2 separate regions of the Homo sapiens genome follow, and region 2 is linked to region 1. Evidence: chromatin loops called from intact Hi-C (ENCODE). Cell type or tissue: PC-3. All regions are shown on one strand.

What was found. Hi-C counts contacts between places; a loop is a spot of excess contacts. Peaks named below come from ENCODE experiments on the same cell type or tissue, not always from the same donor. Only the 100,000 strongest peaks of a DNase experiment are listed, where the experiment ranks them.
Region 2: it touches region 1 in a loop (12-fold over the local background); 5 of 110 quality-filtered maps call a loop at or near these places.

What each region holds. Positions count from the first base shown.
Region 1 is chr11:78,960,204-78,962,703 of GRCh38, reverse strand. All of the region lies in intron 6 of TENM4 (teneurin transmembrane protein 4), which reads left to right. Among named protein-coding and RNA genes, the nearest start is that of TENM4-AS1, 130 kb to the left of the region's middle. In PC-3, CTCF peaks have their summits at 1,131 and 1,333 (motif pointing right); a DNase peak (open chromatin) is centred at 1,383; H3K4me3 peaks cover 2,192 bases; H3K27ac peaks cover 2,009 bases.
Region 2 is chr11:78,714,640-78,717,139 of GRCh38, reverse strand. The region is part of intron 25 of TENM4 (teneurin transmembrane protein 4); the gene reads left to right. It overlaps LOC124902724 (a long non-coding RNA gene), which reads right to left. Exons shown (of 3, transcript XR_007062800.1): 2 at 1,088-1,341. Among named protein-coding and RNA genes, the nearest start is that of NARS2, 140 kb to the right of the region's middle. RefSeq lists an enhancer at 812-2,011. In PC-3, CTCF peaks have their summits at 1,017 and 1,228; DNase peaks (open chromatin) are centred at 1,339 and 2,369; H3K4me3 peaks cover 602 bases; H3K27ac peaks cover 2,131 bases.

The DNA.
Region 1 (2,500 bases):
CAGAGAGGGGCAGCTGTTTGATAGATCACCTAGCCCCGTCAGGACTAGACCCCGGGTTTTCAGGTATGTCTTAAAGAACAGGCAGAACAGAAAAGGCTTTCCGTGTGCTTCCGAGATTCCCTCTTTGCCAGCCTGCACTGAGGCCCCAGCTCTTCAGAAGGAGTTTGCAGCAACTTTCTCTGTGGAGGCATCAGCCCCGCCCCCGGCCCACGTGTGCAGTAGATCGCCCCGTGTTGGGAGCCCCCCCTTCCCGTTGATGAGTGTTTTATTTTGCTCCCTCCCCCTCCCCGTGTGCCTCAAAATCAATTTTCATTATTTTTTCTGTCTGTGTTTGTCTTTGTGGTTCGCAGGTGCTCCCTTGCATTGTTCATCCTGCTTCATCAACCCCTATTGAGCAGTCCCCCTCCCCGCCCCCCTCCCCTCCGGCCAATGAGAGCCAGAGGCGGTTGCTAGGCAACGGTGTGGCCCAGCCAACCCCGGACTCAGACTCTGAGGAAGAGTTTGTCCCTAATTCATTCTTAGTTAAAAGTGGCTCCGCCAGCCTGGGGGTCGCGGCGAACGGTAAGTCCCTCTCTCTTCCTACTTTTGAGGGTTTGTTTTTAAAATTGTCCTTCCGTTGCGGATGCCTGCTTGGGCCACTTGCCGGGCGGAGGGGCCTGGTGCGTGGTGGGATCCGGGGGAGCTGGGGGCCTGACGTGGCTCCGCGGGCTCAGGCAGCCCCGCTCTTGCCCCGCGGCGCCGCTGGAGTGTGCAAGAGTTGGAGGGCTGCTTCTGTCCCCAACCCCCATGAGAGACATCGGACAGGCAGATGTACCGACAAAGATGCACAGACAGACATCACGAGAAGGAAACATCAGGTGAAGGCCCAGACAGGTAAAGGTAGAGACAAAGATTGACACAGACAGAAAAAAAAAAAAAAGGTTAAGACATAGGCAACACCAACCAACTACCTACTCTGTGCCAGGGACTGTGCCAGGCACTGTCACAACCATGCCCAGAGACTCAGTATTTTAGTGTCCCCATTTTCACTGGAAAAACTGAGAAGGATTACCCCATTACCCATAAAACAGCGCTGGCTTTAAAAGTTCTCCAGTTTCACAGAGCCTGGAGACAGGCGGCCCTGAAGCCCCAGCCAGCTGCAGGGCTAAATGCCGGCTGCAGAGAGAGCCACTGGGTTTAAGCATGGATCTGCAAGCTCTCTTATTCTGAGCTCTGTCCTGGTGTTCTTAAGGTGGGAGGTGGGGTATGGCAGAAGAGCTCCAGGGTGACCAGCTTGTATCCCCTGATCAGGTGCTGTTAGACTTGAGCCAAGGTGCTTGCCCTCTCTGTCCAGCAGAGGCCAGTCAGCTTCTTTGCAAGGAAACCCAGGAAGGAATTCAAACCTCTAAGAGGTGGGGCAGGATGTACATGAGGTAACCTAGGATCACCTTAATAGCCCCAGGATTTCCTGATGTTTGGAGAAGAGAGGAAATGAAACTGTTTCCCCACAAATAACACTGTAGGTTTTGTGTTGATTTGGCAAACATTTATTTATAAGTGCTTGTGTGGTACTAAATTCCAGGCCAGATTCTGAAAAAGGAGGCAGAGGTTCAAAGAGGGATAAGACAGTCTATGGGCTCTGGAACCAAACAGCTTTGAATTACATACAAGCTTTATTGCTGTGGGACATTAGATAAGTCACATTGCCTCTCCAGGCTTATTTCTTCAAGGGTCAAGTGGCCATTGTAGTGCCCACCTCATGATGAGCACCCATCACAGTGCCTGGAACACAGAAGGAGTGTGGTAACTGTTAGTCATTGCCTGGTCCCCTCCACCTGCCTCTAGGGGATTTACAGACAGCCTGTCTGTGAAAGCTCCCAGCACACTGCTTGGCACTTGGGGATGCTCCAAGAAATGTCAGATGCCATCTTTTCTCTTGGGAGTACATCATTATAGCCGAAGGTGGCAAAGGCGGTAGGAACCTAGTATGTTCTGTGACTGAGGAAGAAGCCTCTACTCTGCCTAAGAGAATTAGGAAATGCCTCCTAAAGGAGGCACTTACAGGACTTGAAGAAATTAGTGAGGTGTGCCAGACAGAGATTACCAAGGGTGTTCTGGGCAGAGGGAACACATGGACAAAGAACTTGAGGTGGGGACAAGGGAAGCCTGCCCCAGCTCTTTTAAACCTGAGAGCCTGGGCTGTAAATAGGTGTGAACCTTGGAAGGGTATGGAAGGCCATGTGGTGAAAGTCACCTGAGCTCTTCTGAGAACTGGCTTGAGTTCCCCCACCAAATGACAATGAAGGGCGGTCATTACCTACCCTCCTTTTCTAGCTAGGACCTCCCCGCTTCCACTGTCTTTGGAAATCAGAGAGATCTTTGTCCTTGATGATTCTCTTCTGACAGGATTTTACACCCTGCATTCTCCATGACCAAGACCCAAACCTCCTCCTTTTTTCTCAGTGCTCCCTGGGGTGGGCTTGTTTTCTTGGTGGTTCAATGTCCCTACTCCTCTATGCCT
Region 2 (2,500 bases), 250 kb after region 1:
GGTTATGTTTGAGGAACTGGAAGAGAATGTGGGTCCTTAGAGACTTCTACAGCAAACTGAAAATGAAGCTGTGATCTTACTCTGTGTCCAGCCCTGCTCAGGATACTGGGCATCAGAATTGAATCAGAATCAGACATGGTCCGTTTCCAGGAAATGCTCCCTGTCCACACAGCCAGGCCTGAGGCCTCCACTGAAGGCCGTCTTCCGTCTCATGCTCTGAGACATTTATGATTTGTAGAGTATTCTAAGGCCTTGCTGCTCAAAATACAGACAAGCAACACTGGCCTGCTCTGGGGATTGTTAGAAATGTGGACTCTCAAGTTCCCCGCCCCAGAGCTACAGAATTGAAATGTGCATTTTAGCAAGGGCTCCAGGTGGCACATTAAAGTTGAAAAAGAACTGCTCGAAGGCCATGGTTCCCAAATCTGGCTGTGCCTCCAAGTCACTTGGAGAGATCTCAAAGGTATAGATGCCCACACCCTTCAATCATTATGGGTAGGGCTATTTTTAAATCTCTCCAGGCCATTCTGATGTGTAGCCATGTTTGAGAACCATCACTCTAAGATTGTTAGCAGTGAGCGTTTCCTATGTATACTCCAGCCAGGGAGGCTGATTCAGCAGAACTTTCTGGAGTACTTATTCTGCATCAGCCCAGTTCAAAGCCGCAGAGACTGGTAATCAGTCCCTCCTCTTGAGGAGTTCAAGGTTTCATCCAAAAGACAGACAATTAAACAGAAAAGTTTAATTGGTGCTACAGATACTAAAAGTATAAACTTTGTAAGCTCTAGTGGAGACACAATGAAGGAAGAGGCCAGTTCTACCAGTGGGGAAGAAGAGGGGGTTCAGGAATGGGATTACAGATAAGCTGAACCTCAGAAGATGAGCAGGTACTCCCAGGTGAATATGGGCAGAGGAACCTTTTAGATCCTGGGCAGCAGGGTGGGGAAGTAGAAAGAACACAGACTTTGGAGTCAAGCAGAACTCGGTTGGAATTTCATCCTGCCACTTAGGAATCTGTGGTCCCAGTCAAGTCACTTCACCTCTTCCAGTCTCAGTTTTCTGAAATATAAGGGAGGAAAGTACCTACCTTATATGGTAGTTGTGAAGAAAATGAGGTCATGTGTGCATCAAGTGCTAGCGCAGTGTCTGGGACAGAATGGGCATCCCTAGGTGGTCACAGATGCATTCTTATCAGTGGTAGTCATCTCTGCAGCTCTGTTCTGCAGACAGGTGGCGCTGCAGCCTGGTGGAGTCTAGATGGGCATCATAGATGCAGCTGCAGCTCCCAGGGCCAGGTGGCAGGAGGACGAAATGAGCTGAATGTTCAGAGAGCTCTGCAAACTAGAAAGGGCTGTTGAGATGTATAATTTCATTTGATCCCAACGACAAGCCTGTGAGCCTAGCCGAGCAGGGACTTAGTCATTCGACAGCTAAGGGACCTACGATTTGAACTATTTAGGTGACTCACCTAAATGAGAGCCTACACCTTCTAAGCTCAAAGCTAGTTGTTGTTTTCCCTATGCTTAACTTACCAGCAGACCTCAGATTTGTCCTTGGGCTGAAAGATGCAGCCACAGCTCTTACGGACTCTGGGATAATCCTGCCAATGCCACCCTGTCCTGGAATTGACTGATCTGAGAAACTCCACATGAGTGACACTTCTCTGGAGCAGTGCAGGGAGACAGGAGCTGGAAACTCAGGGGGCTAATCTAAGTGGACAGGGCCCCCTCACCATACCCCCTCAGGGACCCTTTTCTGCCGAGGTAAATAGCACCAGTTTATCATGAGTGATGTGCAAAGAAATGAAAAAAATCACCCCGCCTCAGAGCTGTCATCAGAAAAGCAGAAAGATCAAGGCTGCCCCAGGATTACACAGTAGGATCTAAGGTCACCGCCTTTTATGTAGCCAGAATTGATGTCATCTGGGAAGCTTAAATCTGTGCTACATTATAGGGTAAGTCTCAGGGGACATTTCAAAATAGACAGGATACCTGTCCTGTTTACTGCTAACCCCAGAAGAGAAGTAAAAGAAGAGCTAAATAATGCGAATGCAAACACTACCTAAGTAATCTAAAAATAGACATGCCATCTACTTAAAACAAGTGGCTGCCATGGGCTAGAAGGCACGAAGCAGAACATTGGAAAAACAAAAACGAACAAAATCCAGTCTCTTCCCTTCAAGTATTGACGATTGGGTTTTGGAGGCACACACATAAATGAACAGTCACAGCATTATGTCCTATCGTCCAGCAATGAATGGATGCAAATCTCCATGCACGGGGAGAAGGCTGGGGAAGGTTTGCAGAGGAGGGAGCATTTGAACTGACAGGTGAAGGGTGAGTAGGAAAGGGAGGGGCGGGGCACACTGCAGAGCAGGAGCAGCAGGTGCAGGCAGACTTGAGGCATGCTGCAGGGACAGGTCTGTGGCCAGGTGTAGGGAGGATGGGAGGGGAGGGAGGATGGGAGGGTGGAGCAGCACAGCAGAAAGCTGGGATTTGTG